Regions from separate parts of the Mus musculus genome. Here region 2 is linked to region 1. Evidence: chromatin loops called from intact Hi-C (ENCODE). Cell type or tissue: heart. All regions are shown on one strand.

What was found. A loop is a pair of places that touch in the nucleus more often than their neighbours do. Peaks named below come from ENCODE experiments on the same cell type or tissue, not always from the same donor. Only the 100,000 strongest peaks of a DNase experiment are listed, where the experiment ranks them.
Region 2: a loop joins it to region 1, with 2.5 times the contacts of the local background. A loop is called at or near these places in 3 of 42 quality-filtered maps.

Annotation. Positions count from the first base shown.
Region 1 is chr6:29,344,444-29,352,443 of GRCm38, forward strand. It overlaps Calu (calumenin), which reads left to right and starts at 3,663. Exons shown (of 7, transcript NM_007594.4): 1 at 3,663-3,765. In heart, a CTCF peak has its summit at 7,361 (motif pointing right); a DNase peak (open chromatin) is centred at 3,608; H3K4me3 peaks cover 2,715 bases; H3K27ac peaks cover 2,139 bases.
Region 2 is chr6:29,210,029-29,218,028 of GRCm38, forward strand. It overlaps Impdh1 (inosine monophosphate dehydrogenase 1), which reads right to left and starts at 6,336. Exons shown (of 15, transcript NM_001302933.1): 1 at 6,044-6,336; 2 at 2,041-2,142. The coding sequence starts at 6,213. In heart, CTCF peaks have their summits at 1,989 (motif pointing right) and 4,578; DNase peaks (open chromatin) are centred at 2,103, 4,483, 6,043, 6,343 and 2 weaker places; H3K4me3 peaks cover 3,790 bases; H3K27ac peaks cover 2,514 bases; H3K27me3 peaks cover 1,414 bases.

The sequences.
Region 1 (8,000 bases):
CCGCTGGATAACCCTCCTCTTCAAGTCCATTGACAATTGAGTATCTATCTTAAGTAACTTTTCTCTTTTTGTTTCTTAAATCCCTTTATAATTAGGTATTTTCAGAAATTGTCTATGATACTTAATATTTTGCTTGGTATACAACTAAATAATAAATAGTGTTAATTTTGGTTTTAGTGAACTTACAAAATCATTATTAATCTTTTTGTATTTGTTTATTTGAATCCCCACCTTACTCAAAACTAGTTTTCATGTTTAAAAAAAAATCAAGTGTGGGCTGGAGAGCTGGCTTGGTGGTTAAGAGCATTTCTTCTTGCAGAAAATTAACTGAGTCCAACCAATTAAACTCTGTAAAAGGCTATAATATGCTTAGACGTTGAACAAAGTAACTTTACCTCCATTTACTTTAGCTAGAGGCAATTGAAGATGTGGTTAACTCTTTCCATTCATTTATACAGAAGACATACACCTCTAATAACTACAACATCCTTTAAGTTTATGCCTTAAGTGCTGAAGTCTCTTCATTAAATGAGTGTCTAAAGTATGCTACATTACAATAAGCTGGGCTTTTTAAATTAAATGATATTTATATTTTTCTAATAAAAAGGAAATAGACAAAACTACAGCGACTACTTATAGAGTCTCATTTCCATTTCTGCCATTAAAATAAAAAGTAAGATTTAGTTATGCCTACAAAGATCTTAATATTCTGACTTCTTTTGGGGGAATGGGAGTAGGCTTAACATTGAACCCAGGGCCTTCATTTTACTATTGTGCTACATCTATCACTGTTGTTAATATTTTGTACATAAAACATATAATCTTATTAAGAGAAAATTTATAGGAATATTATATTGTTATCTAATTTATTTTACGATGTGGCTTTCTATTTACGTTCCCCGACTAAATCTGGTTTAATACCAATATAATACAACAGATCTGGCCAATAGCCAGATAAGAGCTATGATAAATTAAATGTTGATGATCAGTCTTTCCTAGAGTTAGAGTTAGCCACTATATATAATCGAAATTATGGTTATGAAATCAAGCTGGCCAGAACCAAAACAAACAATTAAAAATATAATAGATTTGTTTTAAAACTCCAATTATAAATAATATGGTTCACAGAATACAAGTAACTGTAAACACAGGGATAAATATACAGTCAATCTAGAGTTGGTTGGTTTTTTGTTTTTAATTTTTGCTTGTTTAAATGCCCATTTCCTTCACTAGCTACTTTTATGCCACTGGGCCAGACAATGTTCTTGATTAGTGTGTGTGTGTGTGTGTGTGTGTGTGTGTGTGTGTGTGTGTTACTCTTAATATATGTCACATTGCGACAAATACAGAGGACTTAAAAATAGATCTGGACTATAATGGCCAGTAGATTTTAATGATATGATCCAGAAGTTGTCGTCTTAACAGCTTTAACAGGCTATTTCCCTCTCTTGAAGATTGCCCTCTGCCTACTACTCAGCCTCATCTACACCAGATGCTAGGAAGTGTTTCCTAGCAACATGGAGCATTAATAATATTCAGTAAGTACTATGTGTCCCTGCACCATGCACAAAATACAGTGCTTGGTCAACAGGGAAACAGTGGATGAGGGTGCAAAGAAAGCAGCTGCACTTTCAAACTGAACCTTCCTCAAGTCTTACTGGCTGATTAGACCCTCAGTGATGTGGTGAAGTCAGAACATTGCTAGTACATAGCCAAATTATTTTGGAACATATTTAACCTTCTTAATATCGATTTATTTAAGAACCTTTTACTTCTCTGTAACTGACCTAACAGCTTTATTAGGCAAGTCATGTGGACTGTAGAAACAAAACACTAATTTCCTTTGGAATGTATGGCTTAGCAGACCACTAGCTTTCACAACTCAAGAGCTAAGCGCATCATCAGATAATTTATCTGAGGGTTATACGGAAGGTTTTTTTTCACTTTGCTATAACCCATTCTCTGATGTTTCCATCAACGTAATTGAAAAGTAATTTTCTTTGTTCTATTACTATAAAAACTTCATCAAACTGTTACTACATTGGTACATGAAATCTGGGTTCCTAGTCATGGTCACTCACATTTGGCTCCATAATAAACTTTCTTTGAGATGAGAGTTGTATTTTGAGTTGGTGGTTTGGATGTTCCAAACAGTAATTGCACACTTTCCTTGTCTTAGGGCAAACTGATTTGCTTTATTGTCTTTCATGAACTTAGTCTTTGTTTTGACTGGACTTAAATTCTAGAGGCTTTGCTATTCATTTCATACATGTTGAAAATAAAGTAGCTCTCAGGCTGGTGAGATGGCTCAGTGGGTAAGAGCACCCGACTGCTCTTCCGAAGGTCCAGAGTTCAAATCCCAGCAACCACATGGTGGCTCACAATCATCCATAACAAGATCTGACTCCCTCTTCTGGAGTGTCTGAAGACAGCTACAGTGTATTTACATATAATAATAAATAAATCTTTAAAAAAAAGAAAGAAAATAAAGTAGCTCTCAATGAATACATGTTTTAATTTCATGGCATTGAGTAGGTGATGGGTTTACTAAGGTTATATAGTTCAGTGGTAGAATGGACAACTAGAATCCTGCACAGAGTCTGGGTTCAAACTCTCCTGTCCCCCGCCCCTCCAAACAAACAAACAAAAAAACAAATTGCTAATTTCCTATGTTTCTTTTAAATCAGGGGCCTTCAACGCAACGGGTTTCTTCCATTCAGTTTCTTCTATTCAGTTCACTTAGTATTGCTGAGAATTTCCTTGGACCTGGGCTGTAAGCTGGGAGCTCCTGATGTGTAAGTCAGGCAGATCTTATTTTGGCACTTGGTCTAATCGAAGACATAAGGACAAGCACCGTTATTAAACAATATCTGGCTGCGTACTGAAAATGCAAACTGCCAGGAAAGCACATGCGTATTATCTGTTTACTGACCAGGAAAGATTCCTAAAACTAACACCTTAACTGAGCACTGGCAACTTCACGACTACAGCTTCCCCTAAGACATTCCAGGATGACAACCTGTTTCATGACTGATGGCTTTCAGTAGCTGAAAAATCGAGAAAACATACTTCAGGCAGAGGAAGCCGCTTTGTGGACAAAGACCACATGGGTGTAAAATGTAAGGCTGTAAGGCTGTTAGGGGAGGCCGGGATCATGATGGTTTAGGCAGAGATGCGAAAGAGCATGGTGGGTGAGAATCGAAGCTGAAAGGTGCGTGTTGGCGGGGCGGAGAGCTGCTCAGTAGATCTGACTCTAGAGCCAGAAGTTGGGCTCATTCGCAGTGGGTGGTGACGTTACAGCGGGACTATTCCGGCCCCAGGGGCTTGGAGGCAGGAAGAAAGCCATCGGAATTACACTAGAAGCCTAGGGAATCAGGGTTGCCTGCCGTAAATGAGGTCGTTGCGGTCAGTGGGCCAAGGTCAGCGAGCCGCGCCCACACACCCAAGAGCAAGGAGCTGGGACTCAGAGTCCCCACGGGCTGGGCAACCCGAGCTGGGCGGGAATCCGGTCCACGCAACTCGGCGCGCTCGCGGGGACGTGGCGATTTCCAGCCAATCCCGGCCACGCGATTGTGAGACCAATGGCCGTACGAAGAAGCCATACGTCAGCAGTGATCGTGCCGGGGATTGGTGTGAAGACCCCCGACAAGTCGGATGGGGGCGGGGCCATTAACCACTTCCGGTTGGGCGGTGCTTGTGCGCGGGAGCTCACTCCCTGGGTGAGCCGCAGCCACGGTATCCTGCGGCGTGGAGCTCCCGGGAAAGGTAAGTTCTGTGGTGCTGGGTGGGTCCTGGTTCGCTCTTATTCTGTCCGTCGGCCCTGTTCCCCATTCGTAGTGGGTGTCCTCACTCCGGTCTCAGTGCACCGGGATGGGCCCGAGGCTCCACTCTGGCCCTCAGAGTGCGGTCCCCGACTTGCTGTCCCGCAGCTCTGCGGAAAGGGTTGTAGCTCCCGGGCCCTGCGCCCTCCTGGGCACCGTTTTTGTGCCTGGTTTCGCGCGTCCTTGATCTCCTCCCCGGGTTCCTCCACTCAGTGTCCCTGGGACTAGAGGGTCACTTTTGTTTGTTTCCTGAAGGTCGGAGAGAATTGGGTAGAGAGTTTTAGTATCCGCTCCCTGCCACCTCGCCGGACTCTTGGGAGCTGCCACCCCGCCCCAAGGCCACATCCCGAGAATTGAGTTGCAAGTGCCAAGAAAGAAAGTGTTAGCTGTCTTACAGGGTGTAGGAACATGGAGAACAAAACGATTGAAAACATAATGTCATTATTTTTAAAACTTCTTGTTAATTAGAAAAGAACGTCGCAGTTTTCTATGTTTGGCTGGATATTGTCATTAATGGAAATAGTTTTCACGTGTTAATTAGGGAGTTAATTACCTTTAAGTAATCACGGGTTTTTTGCTTGTCATTCCCAAGTGTTCTGATTTTTGATATGCTGTATACAGAAGTGAGCTTAATTTTAATTCGCGATAGTTGCTGTAATTAAGAGTGGTTTGCATTTTGTAAAGTTCCTTTTGCATGAGTGGGAAAGATCAGTGGATCTGCTAAGACTTTTGGTTCTTTGATCGAAATTCCTAAGCGTTCAAAGCCTTGGAACAGGGTTTTTTAAGAATTGCATTCACTTCCTGTCATGAACCATCAAGTCAGCATTAATAAGTTGGGAATGATAGCGCTCCAGTTTAATTTAACATGAAGGTAGAGTGACCTGGAGTGGCTGATAATTATTCTTTGCTATACCTGAAAGCTGACCCAGGAGAAGTATATATTTGACCTCATTCAGTTAGATTTAAGTATCGAGCAATAGTCACTGCTAAAGAACTTGTGTTCTTCTGTCCAAATGTGGGACCAGAGAGAACCTATTACTTGTGTGTAAGATACCTATTACTATTACTATGTCTGTCTGGTCCGACTATGAGTTTGGCAGTGTTTCAGGGGTCTCCAACAGGATATTTTGAAGATTCAAAAGGAATCATGAGCTCATAAAAAATATAAAGTATGTGTGTATTCTTCTCAATGTCATTCTCAATCATGGTTGGGCGCCATTCATATAGTGATATGTTAATTGATGTGTTATATCATTGCTTCAGTACAGGAGACTAATATGTTAGTATTAGCTTAATTTTTTTTTGTAACATAGATGTGCCAGGGATGTTTCCGGAATAGCCAGGAATAGTCATGGGAAATGCTTGATTAAGATCCTGGATTCTTTCTAAGTTCGAGGCCAGCCTGGTCTACAGAGTGAGTTCCAGGACAGCCAGGGCTATACAGAGAAACCCTGTCTCAAAAACCCAAAAAAAAAAAAAAAAAAAAAAAAATAATAATAATAATAATCCTGGATTCTCTCTGGGCGTGGTGGTGCACGCCTTTAATCCCCAGCACTTGGGAGGCAGAAGCAGGCGAATCTCTGAGTTCGAGGCCAGCCTGGTCTACAGAGTGAGTTCCAGCACAGCCAGGGCTACACAGAGAAACTCTGTCTCGAAAAACCAAAAAAAAAAAAAGGATCCTGGATTCTTTCTATATAAACTTGGTTTTTTTCCTCTGTGGCTTTGATGTTGTTTTGCATGTGAGAAAGTCTCACTGGTATCCTTGGCTGACCTGGAACTCATTATATAGAGCAGACTGGCCCCAAACTCACAGGAGATCAGCCCATCTCTACCTCCTGTATACTGAGAAGATTAAAGGGATGCACCACCACACCCAGCTTTTCTATGAACTTTAAATATAAATGCCGTTAGGCTGTAACACATTAGAATTAAACAGATGGAATAATATTTATGTATGGGGACAGGTAAACCCTACCTTGGCATGCTTGTGGAAGTCAGAGAGATGGCTCGTGAAAGAAAGCTCATTCTCACGTTCCACCATATAGATCCTTGGGTCCAACTCAAGTTGTTAAGTTGGGTGGCAAATGCCTTTACTGGCTGAATCATCTTGCAAGCCCCTAAAATCACATATTTGCCTATACCTGGCTTTGGGCCAGATCCAGTAATAGAATTGGAAGTTGGAAAGCACATCAAAGCCAAATTGCTGCCACATATCCCCCAATTGATCCAATAAAATGTGTTGGTTTCTAAAAAGTACAAGACTTTAGCTTGGGAGCTATAGAGAGACTTTTTTTTTAAATTTTTATTTATTTTATGTACATGAATACACTGTAGCTGCCTTCAGACACACCAGAAGAGGGCATTGGATCCCATTACAGATGATTGTGAGCCACCATGTGGTTGCTGGGAATTGAACTCAGGACCTTTGGAAGAGCAGCAGTCAGTGCTTTTAACTGCTGAGCCATCTCTCCAGCCCTAGGGAGATAATTTATTTAACTTATGTAGCAATTGTTTCAGAACTGCAGAATCTGGTGGGTGTGGTGGCTCGTGCCTGGAATGCTAGCTTTTAGAAAGCCCAATTGGGAGAATTGCCTCAAGCCAGAGGTCACTAAGCAGCATATGGAGTTCTGGGCCAGTATGAGCCTCAGTGAGACCCTCTGCCTCCACTCCACTCCACCCACACAAACCCGGGAAAGGGAAATGTCTTAGCCACTGAGGGTGTTTGCTGCCAAGCTTGACAGCCTGGATTTCAGATTCAGGACGTAAATGGTGCAAGGTGAGAGTTGTTCTCAGACCTAAGCCCACATATGCCCACATGCATGTACATGCACACACACATACATAAAACAGCATAGCTTGTGGTCATTATTGTGGAGTAATACAAATGAGTTTCAAGAAAATCAGTACAGCTGGGCAGTGGTGGCACACGCCTTTAATCCCAGCACTGGGGGGGGGGGGGGGGCAGAGGCAGGTGGATTTCTGAGTTTGAAGCCAGCCTGGTCTATAAAGTGAGTTCCAGGACAGCCAGGGCTACACAGAGAAGCCCTGTCTCGAAGAAAAAGAAAAAAAAAGGAGGAAGGAAGGAAGAAAGAAAGAAAGAAGAGAAGAAAATCAGTACAAACTTCTTCCAACTGGCGTTATCAACCATGGTAGCTAGGTCTTTTCATCCAAGATCTTGTTAGATTGCTTTTCTCCCCCTAAGATATTAAAATGATTTAGGCTTCTGACACTGAAGGAAGATTGGGCTAAAATAATTACACATTCTTTTATGCATATTAAACATAAATATACAGTAGAATCCAATACTAGACACCACAGCTTTTTTATCCCTGATGTTTTGATAGATTAAGTTGGCCAGTGAGTCATATACTAAAATTTCATCTCAGAGAACCTTTCCTACACACACAAGTTCTAGAACCTTTTTCTTGTAGTTTTTTTTTTCTTGAGGTGTCATTGTTTGAGATTTGTTTTTATTTTATATTTATGGGTATTTTGCCTGCATATGTCTGTGCACCATATATTGCAGTTCCTAAAGAGGACAGAAGAGGGCATAATTTCTTCTGGAACTGGACTTCCAGATAGTTGTTAGCCACCTTGTGGGTACTGAGAATGGAAGCCAGAGCCTCTGGAAGAGCAGTCAATTCACTTAAACACTGACCCTTCCCTCCAGCCCCATAAGTAAGTTGATTGTATGGCTAGAGATTTTTAGTTTGTACTTAATTGCTTTGGTTGTAGAACTGATGATACTCAGCCCTCTTGTATTTCTTCCACTTGATTGATTAGAATGTATTGGTAAACTAGAGTAAATTGACTGCACTAGACAAGTGTGAAATGATTTGTCATTAACATGCCTTTTAAGAGATGGAGAGTGGAATGATTTGACTTGTGTGTGACAGTCTATCAGTGGTTCTTCTACTAACGGCTGCACTTGAAGAATGCCAGTAACAAGGTCACCTTTATTTCTAGATTTTACATCCCAAGTCTCAGTATAGTTAAGATAATACTATCAAGTTATTACCCTTGGTTTCCATTAAATAAAGTAGACTTTTAAGCACAGAGTCCTCTGCTCCAGGGTGGAGAAGTGCCTTTCTGCTGGGTATCCTAACTCAGAAAACTGGAATTTTACCACCACACCCATTTCTCCCACTTGCTAGCATTGAGCAATGGGTCTTTGATCAA
Region 2 (8,000 bases), 130 kb before region 1:
GAATAACTCAACACAAAAAAACAGAAGCTACACTGCAGGGGAGGGGCTCATCTCTATAATCCCAGTACTTAGGGAGGTAGAGACAGAAGGATTGGGGTTGAAGCCAGTTTGTGCTACAAGACCCTGTTTCAGAAGAACAAAATAGTAGCAGAACAAGAGAATCCGGGTAAGGATGGAACTTAGTAATAAAGCATTTGCCTATTGTGTACAAGGTTCTAGGTTTGATTCCCAGCACTGCAAGAGAAAGAAGAAAACACAGAATCTGAAAGTAAGTTTGCAATGCAACATGACCCAAGCACAACCCAGCACGGCACAAGGCTGGGGCTGCTGAGTCACACAAGGTTCAAAGCAGCTGGAGGGACCCCAGAGACCTGAGCTCAGGACATGTTCTGACAGAGCAGGCACTGGGGCAGGAGCGACCAACATACATGGGAAGGACAGCCAGAAGTCCTAACAATTAGGACCTGCCAGAGCATAGCAGCTGTCAACGTGAGTGAGGTGAACAGTCAAGTGGAGCCTAGGAAGAAAGAGCAGGCCTACGTGGTACTTCTAGGTATACACTGCCACAGGCCAGGGATGCTACGGGCACAGTCTACCTGAAGTCACAGTGAGCCTAGATGGACACACTCAGAAGCAAACGACCCAAGTTCAAATACACTCTGAGCCCAGCTAGGCAAAGCAGGAGGCACTTCTCATGCAGGAAACAAAAGCCACAGGGCAGATAGGAGTGCTGTGACTAACTCGCCACCAGGCCTAAAAGAAATTTTAATGGTTCCCCTTCAAACTTCCCTAGGAGTACAGTAAAACTCCTATCAAAGATAGAGCCCTAAGCTGGGTGTGGTGGCACACGCCTTTAATCCCAGCACTTGGGAGACAGAGGCAGGCGGATTTCTGAGTTCCAGGCCAGCCTGGTCTACAGAGTGAGTTCCAGGACAGCCAGGGCTACACAGAGAAACCCTGTCTCGAAAAACCAAAAAAAAAAAAAAAAAAAAAAAAAGATAGAGCCCCTTTTTAGTCATCAAAGACCACCAAGGAGCAAAGAACTTTTACCCCACCTTGACCTCCCCTGGCAGCCTATTTCCTTCTGTGGTTCACTTAGAGGCCAGAGAAGAAACACCAGAGTCTGGGGCCGTTGGCATTCTCTAGATAAAAATCACCCTTCACCCGTGGGCCGGCAGGAGGGCGCCCTCCTCAGAGCAACAGGAAAGCTGACCGACAAACAGGACAATTTATGAGCCAGGGTAGAGATGACAGGTGACAGGCCACAGATGCTATTGACTCTCTAGCAGCTACTCTGCCCTAATCAAGGGTTCTGATGCTCCTTCCTGGCAGGGATGTCGTCCTGCAGCCAGGAGACACAGCTAGTGCCAGGCCTGCAGGGAGAACTGGCTGAGGGCCCACAGGAAAATGCAAACTAAGCTTGAGGCAGACAGGTAACTCTCTACCTTTCTCCAAAAGGCCACGTGGAGTGGGCTTAAAGGGTTGGCACAGAATATTCATGGAGGGCATCAGTCCCAACCTATGGGCAGGAAGCCGCACAAGTGGAAGGGGGGCTGGACTAGATATGGAGAGACAAGGGCCACACTACTGCCAAATGGGCCCCTTCCTGGGGATTATTATTCAACCAGCTGCCTGAGATGGGATCCTGGGACCTCCCTGCTTTCACGGTAAGGCTTGACGAAGGACGACATCCTGGATCATGCTAGTTAAAGACCCCCTAGAATAGCCACTTCTCGTCTTTCTACATGTCCCAAGGCCTCTCCAGGATGGCCAAGACACCCAGGGGGCAGGCTGGCCTCGGATCTTAGCCAGTTATCGGTCAAGGCTCCCTGGGCAGTGATGTCGCTATGCCACGTCCCTCTCTATTCTTGGTACGAGCCTCCTTCCTTCCCTTGCCCAGCCCCCACTGGCCCCAAGTCACTCTTATTGGGCGAGGGCATTCGGGCGTCAGCGAGGAACAGCCGTGCACGTGCGGGGCGGGGGCCAGGGGCCGCCAGGCGGCGGCGTGCTCACCCAGGTAGGGGCAATCTCGGCGCTTACTTGTAGGTGAGGCCATCCGCGTTGGCAAAGAGCTGCTGCGCGGTGAGCCCATCCTCGGGAACGTAGCCGGTGCCGCCGCTGATCAGGTAGTCCGCCATGCTGCTGGGAGACACCGCGACCCGACATAAACACCCGCGCGGGCCGCCCCGCTGCCACTGCCTCCGCCGCCGCCGCCGCTGCTGCTGCTGACGCGCACCGAGGCCACGCTGCCGCTGTGGGCCGGGGGCGGGGGCTGCGGCTGCGGAGGGAGGCCCCGGGCGCCGCCCTCTCCTCCAGCCCCTCCTTCGGGGATCTCTGCCTCCGCCCCTCGTCGCACAAAGGCCCTGCCCGGCTCGCCCTGCTGCCGCTGCTGCACTCACGCCCTGATCACCCGCAATGGCACCTCGACTCTGGCGACCAGGCCAGGGGTTGCGGGCAGGATATGAGACCAGAGAAAGAGCCAAGCGTAGACACGCCCCCTTCGCTGCTCTTCAACGTGCTCCCCGGAACCCCAGCAGTGGACCTTACAGGGTTCACCCCTAACTTGGCTGGGCCCCTTAGATTCCTTAGGCCACTGAGCCCCTTAGTCTCCCATTACCTCCCCTAGGGGTACCTCTAACATGGTCATGCCTTTTTCCAGTAATTATTCTCCCAACTCTAATAAAAAGCCCCAGAGCTCTGAAATATCAGTCTGAACTCAAAATTCCCCAACACACAGGAGATGGGCCTTGGATCACTATTCTTGCCCGGACCCCACGCAATTCCTAAGGCGCAAGCATTTCTCTCTCTCTCTCTTTCTCTCTCTCTCTTTCTTTCAGCAATGCTTGACATTTGAGAAGCCTTAGAATCATCTGCCATCTTCAAAGCAATTTTCATAAATGAACACATATATTCTACAATCTATTAATTGGCCCTCCTCATGCATAGATGCAGAAGGGGAAGGGCTATTCCCAGTCCCAGACTACACACACACACACACATACACACACACACAGAAGGGGGGTGGAGGGAGGGAAGAGCCTTCATTCTCAGCTCCTGAAAGATCTAGAGACCAGGAAGGAGTCTAAAGAAGAACAATTGTTTTGAGTAGGGATAATAATGTCAGGTTAAAAACTGGGGAAAACTCAAAGGTTTGGGGCAGTGGCATAAACAAGTATACATACAAACAAGGACAGAAGCAGGCAATTTTAAAGTTTTTCCCTTTAGGAGAACCTAAGTGGCCAGTTCTGAGCAACTAACAAGACCTAGATTTCAATCTGGGAGACAAGAAGATTAGGTAGCAAACCCATTCACACATGGAGAAAGGTGGAGGTGTCCAGAAGGGTTATCCCAGACCATTACCCTCTCCCCCAGCCACTAGCCTGCCCTCCTGACATTCCCACACATTTGGGGAGAAACTAGGTGTCCTGGGGACACTCTTCTCCCTCCCTGCCTTGAGAGCTGCTGTGTCTCCTTTTCTCCCCACCCCAGGAAGGCTGGGTTTGTTTACCTCTCGACAGTGTGGTGACAGCCAGGCCCAGGGGAGCCTTGGCTTCCAAGCCACCAGGCTCTCTGGGGTGCCCAACCTCCCCAATGGTACCCCCGGGACCCTGCCAGGAAAACAGAGGCTGTTCCATGCATGTGCAAAGGGAAAGGCGAGTCTCCCATGGAGCTCAGTATTACAGAGGATTTACAGATGTCTTCTTGGCTCTTGGGAGGTGGGCACCAGTGGAGCCCAAAGGATAGGGCCTGGTGTAAGCCCCGAAGACCCTGGAGCATGGGAAAGGAGAGGAGAGTGTCCGAGTCCTTGGCAAAGCAGGGATTGGTATCTGCTTGCCAGGGATCCTCTCGGGTTCTCCAGCACTCAGGGCTTCATTCTAGAAGCCCAGGCCATACGGGGAGCCAGCACTAGAACCTCTTGCTTGTTACTTATAGTCAGAACAGTGAGACTAGCCAGAAGACACACCCTGGTTATTCTGAACCACCCTTCCTAGACACAGAAGAAATAGCCACCATATCAATCATAGGCTCTGAGCATGGCCTGTCCCAGTGGTCTCTCTGGGTTTCTAAGGAGCCTACTCTGGGTCACTATTCCCTACATCATGAGTCAAGACTGGCTCTGGTTCAGGGTTCAGCCAAGGCTGGTGGTGCCCAGAACAGCTAGAACCCATCACCTCAGGTAACTTTAATGTGTCATCTGCCCCAGCCTAGGACTTTGGGTCCCAAGAGAGGAGACTGGCAGCTATGGGGAGGGTCACCTTCCCAGTGATTACAGACTTCAGGGCCCCATTCTCCCTCCTGCTTTGACCTATGTCAGAGCTCTTTATTACTCTAAGCTGCTGGGCTCAAGGCTGGGTTAGGCTGTCCTTTTCTAGAGACTTAATCCATCCCCCTGGCTTCCCCCCTCCCTCTTCCTGCAATTCCCCAGCTGCTTCCTCCACAGGGAGGAGACACCAGGCAACCAGTGGGCCTCTTTAACGCAAGGAAGGGCAGCTGGTCCCCTGAGACTCCCCTCCTCACAGCTTCAAGGGCAGGGGGCAGGCCTAAGGCAGCTGCTCAGGGGAATAGGGGAATAGTGTCCACCAGGGCACTAAAGTTCAGGCAAGCAGTCCAGAGGACTCTATCTGATCTGAGGTTGTTTAGAGGAACAAGATTTCAAAACAACACTTTTAGGGGGGAAAAGGTAAAGACAACATTAGCATTGTTATGCCGGGATAAATAGGCAGGGCTCACCCAAGTTCAAGCCAGAGAGACCAGTAATGCTGCTGGACTGAAGCCTAGGGCTTCTCAGAGAACCCTTGCCTTTTCCTACACCTTCATTCAGGTTGGTGGAGGCAGATAGAGGTCTTAGCTGGCAGGTTTTGGATTTTATACTGGCCTGGCTGGGGTCCAAGTTTACACAGGCCATTCTGAGCCTAAGTGGGGGGCGGGAAGTGTGGGGTTGGCACTGTCCCTTTGATGCAGCAGTACATCTGAAAAAGAGATGCACCTGCCTGAACTCTGAGATTCTACAGTCCTAGTTTCCTTCGAGCTCACAAGTACCGTGGCCCGCTTCCTCCCATATAGTGGCACCTCTCTAAAACCCCAAGCCCTCCAAACTAGATTTCTATTATAGAAAAACGGATGGCAGGTTGCTTAAGCCTAAGTCAGTTCTAAAGAGACAGCCAGCAACGGCAGGAGGGGCTGGGCTTCGTAGCCCCAAAAGCCGTTAAAAGTTCTTACATAAGCGGCCAAACCCTGGGCAGAAGAACTACCTGGCTAATTCCCCAGACCACCCTCCCCTCAAAACCCAGCTGCCAGATCACCTCCCCAAGCTGCTGAGCACCAGCAGATGGGGTAGAGAAAGAAGTCCAAATCCCCTGGACCGGAAGGACAGTAGGATTGCATTTCAAACTGCGATACAATCCAGAGATTAGCCGCTGTCTCTTTTTTCAGCTCGTTCCCTTGAGGCCCAGTTCACTGCCCCAACTCTTTCTCCAGGGACCCTCATTCATTGCCTTTCAGACCCCCTGCATTGGGGTACAAGTCTTTCCAAGGAGTGAACAGCAGCCGCCTCACTGGATCTCAGTGCCTGGTGAGAAAGTGCAAGTACCTTCCCCTAGTCCTAGGGAGACACTCAATCCGGACACCCACACCTATTGAATACATTCTAGGAAGAAGAAAGCTGAGGAGAAAGCGCCGTTGGACCGGGACTCCAACAAGCACTTTTTGTACCCCAGAGGTCGGAGCCACTTGTACCAAGCGTCGCTGAGTGTGTAGTATAGGTCGGATCTTAGATAAAATGTTAGGGAGCGATATTACAACCTGCGCCCTCTCTCCAGCTCCCCGGAGTAACGCGGCACTGAACTGTTTGCACAGTGCCCGCCTGCATCCGCCAGCCAAGAGTCAGGTGTATGACAGTCTAACTGCGTCTGGGGAAGTGCAATGGCAGTAGAGGGGACCTGCCTCTGGCCTCCCCCGCAGCGCTACCCGGTCTCCCGGCGTTGCCGCGCCCTTCTCTGCCGCCCGCCCCGGATGCGCCCGCGCGCCTTGCCCTGGGCGTCACCTCTCCGGCTCGTAGCCGGCCTGCAGCAGGCGGGCGCTGTACCGCTGCGCCGCGGTCTCATGTCCCGGGTGTTGCCGGGCTCCGGGCTCTGGAGCGGCAGCCGCTCCACCTCCCTGCAGCAGCGGCGAGAGCAGCCCGGACTCCGGTGGGGGTGAGAGCGGTTCCTCCATGCCATGCGGAGGCCGCAGCTCTAGGCGGCGGGAGCCTCTCCGCGTGGAGGCTCCCGAACCGGCGTAGGCAATAAGAGCCCCAGTCCGCTCCCGGAGGGAGCGGGGTAGTGGGCGGGGTCTACTGGAAGGGGCGGGGCTGGTTGTTGGGAGGCGGGGCTCTGGAAGAGCTGGTTTGGGGTCCTGGAGTCCATAGGGCTCCGCCCTTGGCACTACGCTCTGTTCCGCCCCCATGAGACGCCACTCAGGCTGAAAAGTAAGCAGATGAGCAGATGGTGAGGTGGAGCGAGGTTTGTGTTCTTCAAGGACCCAACTGAAGAGGACCCTCCGCTGTACCCTGTGTCGTGCACCTTCGAGTTTCTCCTGGTTTCATCTGAGGAAAAGGAGCGCAAACACCAGGGTAATGAACTATTATTGCATGGCCTCTTGGAGTGCTTCCAGTCCTGGGCAAGAGAGGTGGGACACTCCAGCAAGCCCTACCTATTCAACAACCCTCACCATTTCTTTATACTGCTACCCAGGGAAGACAAACAGGCTACTAGCTCCTGAAGGAAAAGACCCTAGTCTTGCCCTGCTTATAGTCTTCCTTTACAGGGAAGTAGGGCTGAGCACACACGCACTAACTCGCATTTGCTCATCTGCTGCCTAGAAAACACTTTCTATTTCAGCTTTGTTACTATTGTCAGCTTTCATAAAGCAACTCTCTGGGAAAGCAAGAAGAGTTACTGCCTTCGGGCAATTTGTTCGAGGAGGCCGAGTAGATAGAAAACAAACAACTGACAATTCTTACACTGAATACTTTTTTTTTTTTTTTAACATCTGACGATCTCAGGAATAAATAATAGACGCTTGGTGATCTGGGGCTGTTAAGATGGCTCAGTGATTAAGAGCACGGGTTGCTTTTCCATAGGACCCTGGTTCAATTCCTAGCACCCATATGGCAGCTTACAACTGTCAGGTTGTAACAGGTGATTCGTTGCCTTCTTCTGGGTTCTACAGGCACTGCATGAACATGCTGCACAGATATACATGTAGAAAGACACCTACACACATAAAATAAATAAAGTTGGATGATCTGCTGGCACTAAGATCCATTTCAAGAACCCAAAATTATGGTCTTTGTGTTGGCTAGTTTGATGTCAACTTGACAGAAGTTAACTCTGCCCTTGGTACCAGACTCTGTCGTGGGCACACACCCCTCCCCCCATCTGAACCAAGTAAATGTCAATTGAGAAAATGATAAAATGACTAAGATCAGGCTGTAGAGCATTTGCTTAGTGGTTGGGAGGCCCCAGCCTACTGTGGGTGGTGCCATCCCTGGGCAGGTGGTCCTGGGTTCTATAAGAAAGTAAGCTGAGCAAGCCATGAAGATCATGGCACCTCCCCATGGCCTCTGCATCAGTCAGTTTCTGCTTCCAGATTCCAGCCCTGTGCCGGGCGTGGTGGCGCACGCCTTTAATCCCAGCACTCGGGAGGCAGAGGCAGGCGGATTTCTGAGTTCAAGGCCAGCCTGGTCTACAAAGTGAGCTCCAGGACAGCCAGGGCTATACAGAGAAACCCTATCTCGAAAAAAAACCAAAAAAAAAAAAAAAAAAAAAAAAAAAAAAAAGATTCCATTCCAGCCCTGCTTGAGTTCCTGTTCCAACTTCCTTCAATGATGAACCACAATGTGAAGTATAAGCCAAATAAACCCTTTCCTCTCCAATATGATTTTGGTCATGGTGTTTCATCACAGCAACAATAACCCTAAGTAGGACAGCCATTAATCCAAACACTCAGAAGGCGGAGCT